Linked DNA regions of Homo sapiens: all the other regions are linked to region 2. The links are chromatin loops, found by intact Hi-C in ENCODE. Cell type or tissue: CD4-positive, alpha-beta T cell. All regions are shown on one strand. Links, peaks and the distances in the headings refer to the core of each region. The heading gives the core; the rest is flanking DNA.

Region 1 (5,592 bases), core at 1,610-4,109, 340 kb before region 2:
TTTGTTTGTTTTTTGTTTTTAGATACAGCTATAATTTTATTACAAAACTGTTCTTTTGGCATTAGTTAGTTACAGTGATAGCAAGATAATGTGAGTGTGCAGACTGGCTCTGATGGAACCACTGTATTCCCTGCTTACTGAACCAAACTTCAGCTACCTCATATCCATTACATACAAGTGACCTGCAGTTATTACTGCTACAAATCTTGACGCGTGTACCGCTGAGGGAGGAGCTGATGCTAAGGGATTTGATTACATGTTGATAAGACTACAAAAGTTCGTTTATGGGACTTTTTCTTCCTCTTCCCATGCAATGACTTTGCTTTAGAACAATCACATGGCTTAGAGCTAGTCTGAGTAGCAGCAGCACCCAAGGAGCGTCAGTTCTTGTTAAAAAGCAATACCTGTGTGATGCATTTTTACGCCACAGGCAAAGGGAAGGATCACCCTCATTTTAAACTCCTGCAGAGTCCCTTAATAAAATATCAAAGCATTCCATCAAGTTCTTCTGGGTGGTGTTATTGCTGTACATTTGTTGGTGAGTCATTTTCTGTGCTGTGTTTGCTTTGAAAGGATCTTCCAATTTATCTCCAATATTCCTTTCTTATCATGTCCTTTTCTTTAGCTAGGATTTCACATAACCCTAATGCATTATTAAGAATGTCTTCCTTATTGACACACTGGTTTTCTAGCATGTCTTCATAGATACCCACAAGAAAGGCAATTAGGTAGGGGGAACTATGACTTGGTTGTAAATCAAGTAATTGATTTAACAGATTAGGATATTTGGAAAGACCACGATCCTGCAAAATTCCTTTCAAATAGTTCCATGAACTATTATGTGGTACTAGTTGAATCATTTCCAGAGTGTATTGGACTTCTCTCTCCAATACAGCACAATCATTGTAGCCAGTGGTGTTGGAAATAACAAAATATCTTCGGTTCCAGACAGAGTTATTTCTCACATCCTCTTTGAGAAGTTGGTCCACATACTGCAGCTCATTATCCCAAAGTTTAAATTCCTGAATAACCCATTGTCGATGCTGCCAGGCATGATAATTCTTTGCATCCTGATTAAGAATATTATCAATAAATTCAGGCTCCTGAGATGGATCTCTTAGCCATTCCACTATTACTCGCCTATTGTGACAAACTAGATAGTTTTTGGGCTGCCCCTCAATTATTTCAGTGATGTAGTTCATTTCCTCATGTAGATCCTTCTGAAGTGACTTTAAGAGAACTCTCCGGAAATGTCACACTGTATAATTGGCTGCATTTAACTCAACAGCATCCCGGGTTAGCTTAAAACCTCGTTCGCTTCTTTCTTCATGCTGCAGGACAGCTCGGAAGTAATCAAACATCTCTAAATTTGTCACTATAAATGATCTGGACCACGGGATTGGGGCCATCATTCTGCGGCACTGGATCTGTATCAGCCCATTCTGTTCTGTCCCTGTACGGGACATAGGAGGGCGAATCCAGGCTCAGAAACCCGTCGTCCATGGGGGACGCCACGGCTTCCCCAGCCTCTGCTGCCATCTCTTCCTCGTGCTGCTCCTGGGGCAGCGGTGGGTGCGGCTGGGGCGGGGGCTGCTCCAGCTGCCGGGGCTCACCGCCTTGCGCAGCCTCCCCGACCCCCTCGGTGGCCGCCATCTCAAGATGGTCCTTATTCTTAAGGTGTTAACAAACAGAAGTGCAAACAAACCAGTTTTATTGCATATTGGTGCAATAAAAACATTATATGTCCCAATTAAAAATATGAAGAGGAGATATTAGAGGCCCAAAGGAGAGAATGGTTAATTCTATCTCAAGTGGGGAGGGGTGGTAGGAGATCAAATAAGACTGTATCCAAAAAGTGACATTTAAACAGAGTCTTGGAAAATAAGTAGATGCTCAGCGGGTGAAATATATTCTAGGTAAAGGAATGGAGGTTCTGAGGCACAAATCCATGTGATGCATTCCAGGAGCTGCAAGCAGTTCATTATGACTGAGGAGGAGGTTTGGAGCTAGATGATGACCCAGGAGACCTAATGAGAGATGAAGCTGGAAATTGATGCTGGGACCAAGTCACACAGAGGGCCTCCTGTGTTTCACAACAAGGACTCAGGAAACCCTCGTGATCTGGACAGTATCATTGAGATTGTATCACCTAAGCTGTCCAGTGCAACCATGAAGTGGAAAGCATGTGAAAAAAAGTGTAAAGTACCTGAAACCTTTATTGGATTGCCCTTTCACCTGGGTGCAGCTACATTTTAACACCCGAGTAGCCTGCACACTTGCTAGCCCTATTGGGTAAATACTATTGAGTCCTTAATAAACTACTGAGTTGTATTTGCCACCAACTCCTAGGGAAAGTTACTGCGCTTCTCTGGGCCTCAATTTCAACATCTATAAAATAAAAATTTACCTTCGTAGTATAGAATTTTACTTTTGTTTTCCCCCAAATGTTTTCAGATGCATGATTCAGGAACATTAGTCTGGTATAATTAAAGGGAAAACATCAAGAAAGGCTTTTGAGTCAGAAAGACCTGGGTATGAATCCTGGCTCTCCATGTGTTAACAGAGTTACTATGTGACAACTGCTTGAACTGTGGTTTTCTCATATACAAAATAGGGATAATGCACCTATCAGTGCCTGAAGCATAGCTATTACCCAATAAGTAGCACCGTTTTTATATTGTTTTTAAAATTTACATCTACCCTATAAGGTAGGTGAAATAGGTCTAATGTTACCCTAAAGTTGAAGATCCAGAGGCTTGCAGGTATTAGTAATTTGACAAAAGAGCAGCCAGCTAGATAAGTGGTAGAACAGGGCACAAATCCAAATTCTTATTCTTTTCATAAACGGTGCAGCTTCTTTCCTCCAAGCAGTAGGATGGGATTCAGATCTCTGTGATGCCTGTCAAGCGAATGATTTTACAAACAAATTAGATAGCCCCACACCTGCCTTAAATCTGAGCTCAGGGAACAGAAAGGCCTGGGTTATCTCATGCTTTATAATCATTTCTGGATGTGTGACTGGGATACTCTAGCCGTGTCTAGCTTTAGCATGACTATAACCTGCCAGGAGAGGGAGCTCATACTGACTCCATGCTAAGGTTACAGATACCCTGGAGACTTCAAGGGCTGCAGCACAGCGGGGGACAGGAAGGGTGGGGTTTTCCTTGTTACGGGTAACGACTACGCAGCTTTCTGGGAATGCATATTTTGGGAAAAACATTGACATTATTTTTTTAAAAAAAAAGGTGAGATTATGACACAGAAAGAAATGACCTTTACCAGGAGGAAGTAGAAAGAAAAAAAAGAGGAAGTGACTAGAGCAAAGCAAGACAAAAGGAAATTTGGCTCAACAGGGTAGGTTTTGTTAATGCTGCACTTTTATTTAAATAGAAGGTAGACAAATGAAATATTTTTAGACTTGTACTGCAGGAACATAAGAATGGAATGAATGTTTTAAAAAATATTCTGAGAACAGAATTAGCATGTGTCCTCTTAATAATTATTTCCCTATTTTGCTTCAATAAGTATTAACTTGCCATATGTCCAAACCCTGTGCTAGGCACTAAAGATATGGAAATGAACAATTGAGCTCTTGATCTCAAAGAATGGTCAGTACAGCAGAACAGACTTACACATGAGCAGTAAATTACAGGAAAGCCTGCCACCTTCTATGCTCTGGTTGCTAGTAGAGGACAGAGGAGAAAGCTCTTATATCACCATGGGGGAAGGTCAAAGAATATTTACGATAATTACAGATAATTTTTTTGTGGGCACTTACCACCTGGCAGGCAGTCTGCCAAGTGCTTTATGTGGATTATGTCATTTGAGCCTCATAATAATGCAGGTGTTATTCTGTGATTTTCATTCTTTAGATGTGAAAATAGAGAAGAAACTTTTCCAAGATCATAAGTGGTGGAGAGAAGTTTTCCAAGGAGAAAACCTGGGCTAAGTATTAAAAACAACAACAATAAAATCAGACAGAACTGAAAGAGAAGAAGAATGGTGAAAAGGGGAAATGGGGGAGAATATTCTGTGCAGAAATAACAGTATGAAAGAGGCTGGTCAGCAAGTGACAGCAGATTGCAGTGGAAAAATCACAAGTTGTTCAATGTTACTGGAGTGTTCAATGCATGTGGGGGGATAGAAAGAATTGAAATTAGAATGATAGGCATGGGTCAGATCACAATGGGCTAGCCATGTCCTGGAAAAGAGTTTGAACTTTATTCTGAAACCACTGAAGCATGAAATAAGGACAACAAAATAATAAGAATAAGAATATTGTTATTGTGTAGGCTGAATAATGGTCCCCCAAAGATGGTTTCACATCCTGATATGGTTTGGGTGTTTGGTGCCTCCCAAAAACAGAGCCCCATACTGAGTTTAATGCCCTGCTGTTGCTCTCTTGAAATTTTTAATAATTACTTTACAAGGGGCCATCCTGCATTTTCATTTTGCACTGGGCCTCACAAATTATGTAGCCAGTATTGCCTAATTCTAACATTAATCCTGAAAAACAAAAAAGTTATACTCACTTTATAAACCAAGAGACTGCAAATCTCAGAGAAGGAGTATAATCCATTAATAAATGCCTTGAATCAGGTAAATTCTGCTACTTGCCAGTCAGGGCCCCTAGGACAAGCTTACTAATTCCTTCCAAGCCTCACTTTCTTCTTTTGCACAGTAATTACAATATCTGCCCTGCAGAGTGGTCATGAATATAACATATGTAAAGTACTGACACAGTGCTAGCAGATCAGAGGGACTCAGATGGTAGTTGCTGTTGCTCAAAGTCCAAGACTTAGTAAGAGATGAAGAAGGATTTCACGCCTATAGTTTTCTTTTTTTTTTTCTCTCAGACTTGTATTTTGGAAGAGAATGCACAATGTGGGTTGGTGAAATGTAAGACCAGAGGCAAGAAGACCAGTTCAGAAACTGTGGCAATGTCATAGACAATTTCTGGAAAGACTGTCCATCTCATGCCGTCTCTTTTTTCTTTGATATTTGCCTCTAATACATAGAAGTCATCCTCCAGAGCTGTGTCCCCATCACATGACTCAAACTTCCTAAACTTCTTAATCTTTGTTGGTCCCCAGATTTCCCTAGAAATTTGGAACTTTGATCCAAGAGATGCAGAGGCTAAGCATTGTTGGAACCAAGTCTATTCGTAGGAGACTCTCCAGAGAAGGCCCAGAGCAACCTGCTTGCTGCTGAGGTCCCCGGAGCCACTCTGAAGCCTGCCTCTCCACAATGATTTCTCAGTTTCTCCTTTCATTCCACACAAGTATACATCCAATAAATCTTCTTCCATTCCCTTCTGAAGCAACGAGTTGCAACCAATAGAACCCTAATACATGTAACAATGCTAGAGTTATTGGGAGAAATGGTTGAAACATTAATCAAATTCGTGTAATAGGTTTAGGGAGAAGAAGGTGCACATTTAGGAATATGTAGGTGCAGAAGAAAGAGTTTGGAGTGCCTTCCACATTTCTGGCTTCAGTGACTGGGTTGATGTTGCTACAGTCATACAGGTAGGGCATATGGGGAAAAAAAGGAGTGATCGGAGGGGAAGATACTGGACTCAAGGTGCCTAGA
Region 2 (5,592 bases), core at 1,290-3,789:
TCGCCCTTCCAGGCGTACAACTGGAATGCCAGCCTTGGCAATGGCAGCTGCCTCATGGTCCTGGGTGATGTTGCAGCTGGACCACTGCAGCTTGGCACCCAGGGTAATGAGGGTCTCAATGAGGATGGCCATCTCCATGGGTCCTATGGAGGCAACTGGTGATGCGCGTGCCCTTCGAGGGCTTGGAGGGTTGAGTACAGCTCCCACATGCACGTCAGGCCCGGCATCTGGTTCTCCACAATATCCAGGGCTTTGCATCCCCAGAAGTCCAGGCCAATGTCAGTGACTTTGTAGGGCAGTTTGTCAGACATGCTGGTGGTGCTTGTGATAGACATGGCTGAAGGGGCCCAAGCCTCGATCTGGGGACAGGCACTGGGGGTATGGCACTGGGCAGGGGGTTCCCAGGTAGTTTATTCGTTTTGTGGCTACTGCAAATGAGATTGCACAGAACACATGTTTAACTTAATTAGAAATGGTCTCCAGTAAATGTTTTTAAAAATCCTGAATTAATTTAAAGCCATTCAGTGGTAATAGTACCACCTAAAACATTAATTTTAAAAATTGAGACCGCTTTTCATATTGATTATGTATATATGATAGGGACCAAAATTGTTAGTGTTAAAATGTAAAATTTGCCCGGTTTGGAAATATGTTAAAATCATATATTAAAATCAAGGTATTTAAAAATATCTAGATGAGTGACATTTTCAAGTTTCACTTGGACGACTGATGATGTACATTACATTAGCATGTATTTTCTTCACCAATCCTTTAGTCATGGCACATTTTTCTACTGCAGTACCCAAAGATATTGGAGTCTTAGCTTTAAAATTAGTCCGTCTTCTGATCCAGAGTTGCTAATATCAAATAGTTTGAACTGCAGTATATTACACTAACTTCTCTAGTAACCAGAACTACATTTTTTTCCCACTCTTACTGTCCTTCAGTTTTAGAATTATCAACAAAGAAAAGAAAAATAACTATGAAAATATTATTATGAGGATAAGGGAAAAATATGCAATAATAATGGTAGAGAACAAAAAGGCTTCTTTCTACCTTCAAATAGCAGTAGTGAGTCTAAAGAGGATCTTCTGGAGGTGGCTGTAAGGCAATCCATGAGCAATTATCACATAGACTGATAAATACCCAGTCATTATTTTTCCCCTCTGTCATCACAGGAATCTTTCTTTTCCTTTTTTTTTTTTTTTTTTTGGCTTAGATAGGGCACTTTTTCCCATCTCTTAATCACTTCCTCAACTCTCTCTCTTGCCCAGCAGAAAATTATGGGATAAGGAAGGGAGTGAGGCAACAACATGGCACTGTACAAATGTGACAAATTCATAAAAGAAACCAAGTGTTTTCTTTAGAAGAATGTTGTAGTATCCAGAGCAAGAAGTTGAAACCAATCTATGAATTGGGATATGAGGGTAAAAGACATCAATAACACACTTAGCACATATGAAGTACCTACAGCGGAAGAGCATTGCGCTGGTATTGAGAAGGATGCAAGAGTATGTGAGGTCCTCAGAAAGCATTCACTAGACTCAGAATTTGGTGAGAGAGGCACTAAGAGAAGCAAGACCGAGCTTAGTCCCAGCTCCTGCACAGAGTTGTATAACCTAGGCCAAGTCTCTGAACCTCTGACCTGTTTCCTCCTCCATCTGTCCTAGTTGCTGTCCGGGCTATGAGGCTCCAAACGCTTTGGGAAAACTGTCAAGTGATAAAGCCTCATAAGAATGGAAGGCATTCTTAGTCTGCTCTGCGTCTGCTGTGTGCTAGGGGCTGTGTGAGGGCACCGTGAAGGTTACAAACCTGAATCAAATTCAGAGCCTGCCTTTCGAGAGGGCAAATAATGTATCCAGGGGTTCTACCGCAAGGCGGAGAGATGGGTTAACATTCTGATCAGATTAAAAAGGCCTGCCCTCCTTCTCATCTCCTGGGTGGAGAAGAGGAGTGGGCCTATCAGAGCCCTTCCCAGCAGCTCCTAACGGCCCAAGAACGGCGCTTCGTGGACAAGACCAGGAGGGCGCGACCCCCAGGCTGATCTCGAAGCGGCGCAAGCCCAGGCCCGTGGAGAGTGGAGCCCGTGGAGGGTGGTCGGGGGGAAGCTTATAAAGTCTTCAGTGTCAGACTGGAAGGAGTCGGGGGCCAAGAAAAGAGGCCAGCCAGTCTCCTGACATCCCCTCCACAGCCTGCAGGGGCGGATACCCGGCCCTGGGCGGACAGCTCGCACTTCCTTTCAGCCCGCCGGCCAGGCCTACCGGCTCCACTGCAGCGGCTGCTGCGCCCTGCATTTCCAAGGCAACCGACGTCCTCCTCCCTACTCCCTCCCCACCCGCCCTAGCTTAGCCGCGAACGGCGGGCCGAGCGCGCCATCTGGTGGCGACGCAGGGAAGGGTCCCGGCCGAGCGCCCGCGCCGCCGCCTTGGTAGCAGCGGTAGCGCTCTCCCGCCTTCCTCCGCGCGGGATTTTCGGCGTCCCTCAGCCAGCTGGTCTCAAACGCTCACGCGCTCGTTGGCTCCCTTTAGTCGCAAGCCTGGAAGTTGGTGACTGTAGACACAGGGCCCACGGGCTTCGTGCTGTGACCGTGAGCAGGTCATTTGGATCTCAGAGTTTGTGTCTTCCGCTGTAAAATGAGACGCCTGGACTCGGTGGCGCTTTCCGCACAGTTCGGGGGACGGGGACGGGGCCTGGTTGTCTGGTGAGGCTTCTGCGCGCCTCTGTCCCGCTGCGCTCCTTCCACAATGGCGGCTTGTCTTCTTTCTACTTTCGTGCACTAATTCTTTGGTTTTAGCTCTTAATAAGAATGGCAGGTCCCTGGACTAAATGCTTACAGGGCAACTTCCTGCTGTATAAGTCCTTGATTCTGTTTTTCTTCTCGCTTTCCTTTTTTGTTCGTAAACCTAAAGAAAGGAATTTAAGTCCAGCATTTCCCACTCTTCGCTTTTTGCTGTTCTTTCCTCCGAGAGAGAAAAAGAAAATCCTACACGTACAGCCTTTAAAGTTCCTCTTTCCTCTCCTGCATTATTTCTCATTATCTGCCGCAAGATAATTTTCTTTTTTTGGTACTTGACACTGGCTTTGAACGGACAACTTTTTTTTTTTTTAATGAGTGGAAATATTCATTTATTCAGCACTTAGAAATAACAGTTCTTGATAATATTATGATTTATAATTTATACATGGTGTATTTTAATGAATTGCAGGTGTTTAAGAAATAAGTAATATAGCAGGGCGCGGTGGCTCATGCTTGTAATCCCTCACGCCTACAATCCCTCACGCCTGTAATCTCAGCAGTTTGGGAGGCCGAGGTGGACAGATTGCTTGCGGTAAGGAGTTTGAGACCAGCGTAGGCAACATGGCGAAACCCCATCTCTACGAAAAATTAGCCAGGCATAGTGGTGAGTGCCTGTAGTCCCAGCTACTTCGGAGGTGGAGGCCGAAGAATTGCTTGAGCCTGGAAGGCTGAGATCTCAGTGAGCCGAGACTGCCACTGCACGGGTGACAGAGCGAGCCTCTGTCTCAAAGAAAGAAAGAGTATGTACCTGGATATGTATTTTTATTTTTATTTTTATTTTTTACAGCTTAACGAGATTTTTTTATTTTCCTGACTTTTTGCTTTGGAGAATTAGTCAGTAGTTAAGGTCTATCTTGTTCGTTTACTATGGGGTTTGAATTTGAGATGGGGCTGACGTCACTTTGGGGCCCTTTTCTTTTCTTCTTTTTTTTTTTTTTTTTTATTGATCATTCTTGGGTGTTTCTCGCAGAGGGGGATTTGGCAGGGTCATAGGACAATAGTGGAGGGAAGGTCAGCAGATAAACAAGTGAACAAAGGTCTCTGGTTTTCCTAGGCAGAGGACCCTGTGGCCTTCCGCAGTGTTTGTGTCCCTGGGTACTTGAGATTAGGGAGTGGTGATGACTCTTAAGGAGCATGCTGCCTTCAAGCATCTGTTTAACAAAGCCCATCTTGCACCGCCCTTAATCCATTTAACCCTGAGTGGACACAGCACATGTTTCAGAGAGCACCGGGTTGGGGGCAAGGTCATAGATCAACAGCATCCCAAGGCAGAAGAATCTTTCCTAGTACAGAACAAAATGGAGTCTCCTATGTCTACTTTTTTCTACTCAAGACACGGCAACAATCTGATTTCTCTATCTTTTCCCCACATTTCCCCCTTTTCTATTCCACAAAACCGCCATTGTCATCATGGCCTGTTCTCAATGAGCTGTTGGGTACGCCTCCCAGACGGGGTGGCGGCCGGGCAGAGGGGCTCCTCGCTTCCCAGAAGGGGCGGCCGGGCAGAGGCGCCCCCGACCTCCCGGACGGGGAGGCGGCCGGGCGGAGGCGCTCCTCACTTCCCAGACAGGGTGGCTGCCGGGCGCAGGGGCTCCTCACTTCTCAGACGGGGCGGCTGCTGGGCGGAGGGGCTCCTCACTTCTCAGACGGGGCGGCCGGGTAGAGACGCTCCTCACCTCCCAGACGGGGTCGCGGCCGGGCAGAGGTGCTCCTGACTTCCCAGACTGGGCAGGCGGGCAGAGGGGCTCCTCACATCCCAGACGATGGGCGGCCAGGCAGAAACACTCCTCACTTCCCAGACGGGGTGGCGGCCGGGCAGAGGCTGCAATCTTGGCACTTTGGGAGGCCAAGGGAGGCGGCTGGGAGGTGGAGGTTATAGCTAGCCGTGATCATGCCACTGCACTCCAGCCTGGGCAACATTGAGCACTGAGTGAACGAGACTCCGTCTGCAATCCCGGCACCTCGGGAGGCCGAGGCTGGCAGATCACTCGCGGTTAGGAGCTGGAGATCAGCCCAGCCAACACGTGAAACCCCGTCTCCACCAAAAAAAATACGAAAACCAGTCAGGTGTGGCGGTGCGCGCCTGCAACCGCAGGCACTCGGCAGGCTGAGGCGGGAGAATCAGGCAGGGAGGTTGCAGTGAGCCGAGATGGCAGCAGTACAGTCCAGCTTCCGCTGGGTATCAGAGGGAGACTGTGGATAGAGAGGGAGAGGGAGACCGTGGGGAGAGGGAGAGGGGGAGGGGGAGGCAGACAACTTTCTTTTACATCCTAGGAGCGTCTATGTCCTGGTAGTTACATTTCAGTCAATTACTTATCCTTTTGTCCCAGGAAGACAGAAATGAGGCCCCTTTAGGCTTCCCTGCTCCCTTCGTAAGTCACCTGTTTGGCATTCTTGAATTTGTTTTTTAAAAAATGGATTATCATATTTTTTATTCATGCTGTGTTATATTAATAACGTATTAAGAACTTGAAGGGAACTGAAGCAGTTAATAAAAATATTAAGCAGCTTTTGGTTAAAGGAGTTTTTCTCATCAGTAAAATATACAAAAATTAATCATTGTTAGAGATAACTTACGTGTTCCACCTCATTTTAACCTCCCTTTAGTCTATCAGTATTGTGTTTATTAAGTGCCAGGAATTTGCTATGATCTACACATCTGATAAATGTTCTTCTGTTAACCTGGTTTTCCCTAAAATAACATCATCAGATGGGATTATAGGATAAAATTATTAAGAGTGCAAATTCAGGAGAAAAAGCTACCAGCGGAAAATTTTTAAAGCATGGAGATTTTT
Region 3 (5,592 bases), core at 1,610-4,109, 140 kb before region 2:
ACCAGGCTGGCCAACATGGTGAAACCCTGTCTCTATTAAAAATACAAAAATTAGCCGGATGCGGTGCTGCGCACCTGTAGTCCCAGCTGCTTGGGAGGCTAAGGCAGGAGAATCATTTGAACCTGGGAGGCAGAGGTTACAGTGAGCCAAGATCACGCCGCTGCACTCCATCCTGGGCGACAGAGCGAGACTCTGTCTCAAAAAAAAGAAGAAAGAAATATATCATGTAAATAGTGTGTTGTGTGATGGGGTGGCTCTATTCATAAATGCATGTAAAATTTTTTCCCTGTATCATTGATACATAGTTTGGACACTGAGGCACTAGAAGTGAGGTTAATGAGTATTTTACTGTGTAGTGTATTGCAAATGTGATTCAAGTTCTGTGAATATTAAAAGTAAGAAAAGAGTTTTATTAAAAATATTAAAATTGCTGTGATATTTTGTATTTTAGAATCTTGTTGTTTAGGTTCATTTTAATAGGGAAATTAGTTTTTTCTAGGGGAAGACATTCATCCTTTTCAGAAGAGCTACTGTTCTTTGAATCTTATATAAACTTAAGATATGATATTAGATTATTTTTCCAAGCCTCCTTAGAAATATGCTGTCATATGAAGAAACTGTTCCTCTTTTGAGATTTATATTAATGAGACTTTTCTCCCTTGTTTTTAATGTTTTTATCTGTGGTGGGTGGAGAAGGTGACACTAAAGTAGCAAAGTTTTTCTGGTAAATAAAACACGTTTCCAAAATATCTTTCTAGCACATCAAAGCTGCCCAATGATCTGCTTGATTTGCAGCAGCCAACTTTTCACCCATCTGTACATCCTATGTCAACTGCTTCTCAGGTAGCAAGTACATGGGGAGGTAAGCATTGATGAATTCTATTTTAGATGTTACATGCATCTCTCCTCCTCATTCTGTGGTGTTTACTTATTTGTAGTTTTTTATTACACTTGATACATGAGAACTTGATAAGTATTAAAATGGCAATGAAGCAATTTTATCCCTTGAAGGTATGTTCATTTATTATAAATAATTTAGGAATTTATGTTCAATTAAATTATGAAATGACATTTAATAAAGATAAAACTAAATGTAAGAGGAAGGACCAAGTGTGTTTTTAACTATGAGATTATTCTTTTAATGTTGAATTTTTATTCCATAACCAGAAAATGCATGGTGGTTATTTCGATTTTGGTGTAGAATTTTTTTTTTTTAACTTTTGGGGAATAACTTATCTTTGTGTTAAGTATATGATATAGTTCTAATAAAACTCAGATGGTATTATCACACAGGGAACATGTTGTGACCATAATTGTCTCGACCAGCTTTATGGTCAAGACATAAATGTTTTAAATGTTTTTTTAATTAAGACCTGAAAGATTTTGCTAGTCAAAGAATTTTCCCCTTGTACCAATAAGAATGTTTGCTGCCCTTAAGCAGTTCTGAAGTGATAGGCTTATCTCTCATAGCAAGATAAGTTAATTATTCTAATGAGTTTTTATAGTATATAAACAAAGCTTTTTTTCATTTTATTTTAATGATTTGAATTTAAGAACATTTTAAATTATTTTTTTGAAGGAACTATATCCTAGAAAGTAAGCTCTGTGAAGGCAGGTTTTAAAATATTTTGTTCCGACAAGTAGTTTGTAAATGTTTGTTGAATAAGGTGGGGCACAGAGCAGATAGTAAAACCCTAAAACACTAGATTTCATGGTAATTTTGTGAGCCTGAACTTGATTTAAAAAACTAATTGACTTTGAAGGCTAGTTTAATTTAGCTAAGTTTTAAGATCTGAGAGTAATTCCTAAAAATGACAAGATATTAATAGTTTAAAGTTAAGTATTTTAGAATTATTTCAGAATGAACTATAGATAGTAAATTAAGATTAAGAAAGCAGTTTCTTAATATCCTAATGTTATGTTCTGATTTTTGGATTCTTAATTATTTTCTGCCTTATTGTGAATTGCTTTAGAAAAGGTTAGTAGAATTAACATGACCATTTAAGCAGTTTCAGCTTATTTCCTTTTTTAAAGAAATGTAGTAGTCTTTTTAAAACTAAGGCTGAGTTGTTTTTCTAAATAGACTAAAAATTTTATAGAAGGCCAAATAAAAATATATTAAACATTTCAAAGAAGCTGAACTGCAATTCCTGTTTTGTCTGGACACCATGTACAACTAAAAATGACAAGTTGAAGTTTCTACTTGAACTTGTTAAAGTCACATATGAAAGCAGATAGACTATTACTGTGGAAGAACAATTCTAAGTAATTTCAGTCTGTAAGAATTGTTCTATGTCCTGTTATAAGACATTATTCCATCAAAGTCTCTATGTGACAGACTGCAATATATTGGAATACATTTAATCATGTTTTACTTTTCTATTTTCGGTTATTTTGCTTTGTATGCTGTTTCTGTAAAAATTTCCCCCATATTAAGTCCTATAAATTAATCAGAATTAAATCCTGTCTTAACTTTCATATAAGGATATTTGGCTTCTGAGTTGGTGATAAACAAGGTTTTGACTTCTGCATGATACTGAAGAGTACTTTAAGCCAAGAAAGTTCTAATTCAAGTCAGTACTCATATCCAGGACAATCAGATCGATATATTTTTTTTAATTTTTAAAATTAAAGTTAGACTAAACTAACTTAAACTTAGACTGAAATAAAGAAATCTCATATAAGGCCAGGTGCGATGGCTCACACCTGTAATCCCAGTACTTTGGGAAGCCAAGGTGGGCAGATCACATGAGGACAGGAGTTCCAGAACAGCCTCGCCAACATGGCAAAACCCTGTCTCTACTAAAAATACAAAAATTAGCCAGGTGTGGTGGTACACATCTGTCATCTCAGCTTCTTGGGAGGCCGAGGCATGAGAATCACTTGAACCCCGGAGGCGGAAATTGCAATGAGCCGAGATTTGTGCCACCACACTCTAACCTGGGAGACAGAAAAGAAAAGAAAAGAAATCTCATGTATGAGAAGCTTAGATCATAACATTAAATGCTTAAGGTATTTTGAAGTTAACTATTTACTTGAACACTTAAATATGTAACATTTTACATATAATGCTGCTGTTATAGTATATGACAAAGCAAAGGTATGATTTTTTTCATAATCCCCAAATCTTGTACTGTTCTTTTATTGGCTTTTATTAGCTAAAAATGAATGCCAATAACAGACGTAGTATTTAATTTAGTTCTTTTAAACACCACAGAAATGATGCGCATTCCTAGTCATAGATTAGTGATAAGATAGAGATAAAGGGAAGAAAAGTTTATATGTATATATGAAAGACATTTAAGATTCTACCTTTTGGTAGAATGAAAATGGGAGAACACAAGCTCTCTTGTTGGCCTCATTGTATTATTAATGAGCCTTGACTTTTTCAACAAATGTTGTGGAGTCTAAACAAGCAGTCGGTATTGAATACTAATATCTGAGAAGACCTAGGTTTTCATCACCCTGAAAATTTTGGATGATAGCAAACTTTGAATTTTTATATCTAAAAATATACAATATTATCAGTTTGGTACACTGTTGAATATTTGAAGCAAGATTTCAGATTTTAGTTTAGGTGTAATAGAATTATCCATTCTGAAGTTTAATTTGCTTTACTTTTAGCTGGCATGAAACACAAAACACTTGATGAAAAAATTTGATTATCTGGGCAGGTGCAGTGGCTCATACCTGTAATTGCAATACTTTAGGAGACCAAGGCAGGAGGATTGCGTTAGCCCAAGAATTTGAGACCAGCCTGGGCAATATAGCAATACCTTGTCTCTACCATGTTTAAAAAAAAAAATCAGTTTAGTGTGTGTGAATGTAGGTATCAGTTGTTTAGGACTTAAAGGCGATAATATGACTGTGGTGCCATTTTAATCCTTGTTTTAACTTTTTTTGGATTTTTTTAGATGACTCTAGTGTAGCATAAAATTAAACTTTTGCGCCAGGTGTGTGGTGGCTCACGCCTGTAATCCCAGCACTTTGGGAGGTTGAGGTGGGTGGATCATTTGACGTCAGGAATTTGAGACCAGCCTGGCCAACATGGTGATACCCCATCTCTACAAAAAATGTAAAAATTAGCTGGGTGTGGTGGTGTGCACCTGTAATCCCAGCTACTCGGGAAGCTGAGGCACGAGAGTCGCTTGAACCTGAGAAGCAGAGGTTGCAGTGAGCCAAGATCATGCCCCTGCATTCTAGCCTGGGCGACAGAGCGAACCTCTGTCTCAAAAAAATGAAAAAATTAAACTTGAATGAATAATGAAAAAAAAAGGGACAAAACTATATTTAAAAATTTTAGACTGGGTGCAGTGGCTCACACTTGTAATCCCAGCAGTTTGGGAGCTGAGACAGGCAGATTATTTGAGCCCAGGAGTTCGAGACCAGCCTGGACAACATGGCAAGACCTTGCCTCTACAAAAAAATCGGAAAATAGCCAGGCATGGTGCCATACACCTGTGGTCCCAGCTACTCAGAAGGCTAAAGTGGGGGGATTGCTTGAGCACAGAAAGGTCGAGGCTGCAGTAAGCTATGATTATGCCATTGCATTCCAACCTAGGCAACAGAGCAAGACTCTTATTTAAAAAAAAAAAAAAAAACTTTAAGGGATTTCGAATTGCCAGTTTAATAGGTTAACTTGAAATAGCTGGAGCGTTATTATTATACCTTAATGAATTGGTTTTTATTATTATAGTGTAATGTCCATTAATAGATTAACATCTTGTAGATTACCTGTAGTGTTTTGTCAAGTAGATTAGGAACTGGTTTTCCTTATCTGATTGATCTAATTATGAATGCATTTGCAAATATTTCTGAATATTCTTCTCTAAGGTGTTTCACGTAATAGGAAGTGATTGAAATTAGGTGCTAGATAAAACCTATCTGTCAGTAGAACAGCGGATGACTGGTAACCTTTCCTGAACATGTGTTTTCTCATAAACCAATGGATCTGTTACAGAAATAATGTGTCTTTAAAAAATTACGTATTTCATGGCTTTTTTTGCGTGAAAAACAGATATTTTACTTGTCTGACAAAATATAATGTACTTTTAAAACTCTATGCAGCTGTTAATATCATGTATTTAAAAACAGAACATTCGGCCGTGTGTGGTGGCTCATGCCTGTAATGCCAGCACTTTGGGGAGGCCAAGGCGGGTGGATCACCTGAGGTTAGGAGTTCGAGGCCAGCCTAGCCAACATGGTGAAACCCCCGTCTCTACTAAAAATAGAAAAATGAGCTGAGCGTGGTGGCACGCGCCTGTAATCCCAGCTACTCAGGAGGTTGAGGCAGGAGAATTGCTTGAACCCAGGAAGCGGAAGTTGCAATGAGCTGAGATCACACCATTGCCCTTCAGCCTAGACAACACAGCGAGTTCGACTCTGTCTCAAAAAAAAAAAAAACAAAACACACCCAGAACTTTCAGCCTAACTGGCCAACTGTAAGCTTAATGCAACTCCTTTCTTATGCAAGAAGAAGCTAGAGTGGCCATCAGTATATATATTAGCTAAAATATATATATATTTTTAGTACTAAAAACCAATGTCCTTGTTGGCTCATGCCTGTAATCCCAGCACTTTGGGAGGCCAAGG

Evidence for each region. Hi-C counts contacts between places; a loop is a spot of excess contacts. Peaks named below come from ENCODE experiments on the same cell type or tissue, not always from the same donor. Only the 100,000 strongest peaks of a DNase experiment are listed, where the experiment ranks them.
Region 1: it touches region 2 in a loop (19-fold over the local background); 22 of 110 quality-filtered maps call a loop at or near these places.
Region 3: a loop joins it to region 2, with 2.8 times the contacts of the local background. A loop is called at or near these places in 4 of 110 quality-filtered maps.

Annotation. Positions count from the first base shown.
Region 1 is chr11:86,191,195-86,196,786 of GRCh38, reverse strand. It overlaps LINC02695 (long intergenic non-protein coding RNA 2695), which reads left to right and starts at 3,289. Exons shown (of 2, transcript XR_001748524.2): 1 at 3,289-3,354; 2 at 3,873-5,319. It also overlaps the pseudogene FNTAP1. In CD4-positive, alpha-beta T cell, for the core only: a CTCF peak has its summit at 3,091 (motif pointing right); a DNase peak (open chromatin) is centred at 3,086; H3K4me3 peaks cover 512 bases.
Region 2 is chr11:85,851,805-85,857,396 of GRCh38, reverse strand. CCDC83 (coiled-coil domain containing 83) reads right to left here and starts at 2,014. Exons shown (of 11, transcript NM_001286159.2): 1 at 1,813-2,014. It also overlaps a transcript of SYTL2 not described here and the pseudogene AHCYP6. In CD4-positive, alpha-beta T cell, for the core only: CTCF peaks have their summits at 2,173 and 2,380 (motif pointing left); a DNase peak (open chromatin) is centred at 2,426; H3K4me3 peaks cover 1,143 bases; H3K27ac peaks cover 397 bases.
Region 3 is chr11:85,992,096-85,997,687 of GRCh38, reverse strand. PICALM (phosphatidylinositol binding clathrin assembly protein) reads left to right here. Exons shown (of 20, transcript NM_007166.4): 12 at 759-862. Among named protein-coding and RNA genes, the nearest start is that of PICALM, 74 kb to the left of the region's middle. In CD4-positive, alpha-beta T cell, for the core only: no CTCF peak of the experiment used is centred there; no DNase peak of the experiment used is centred there.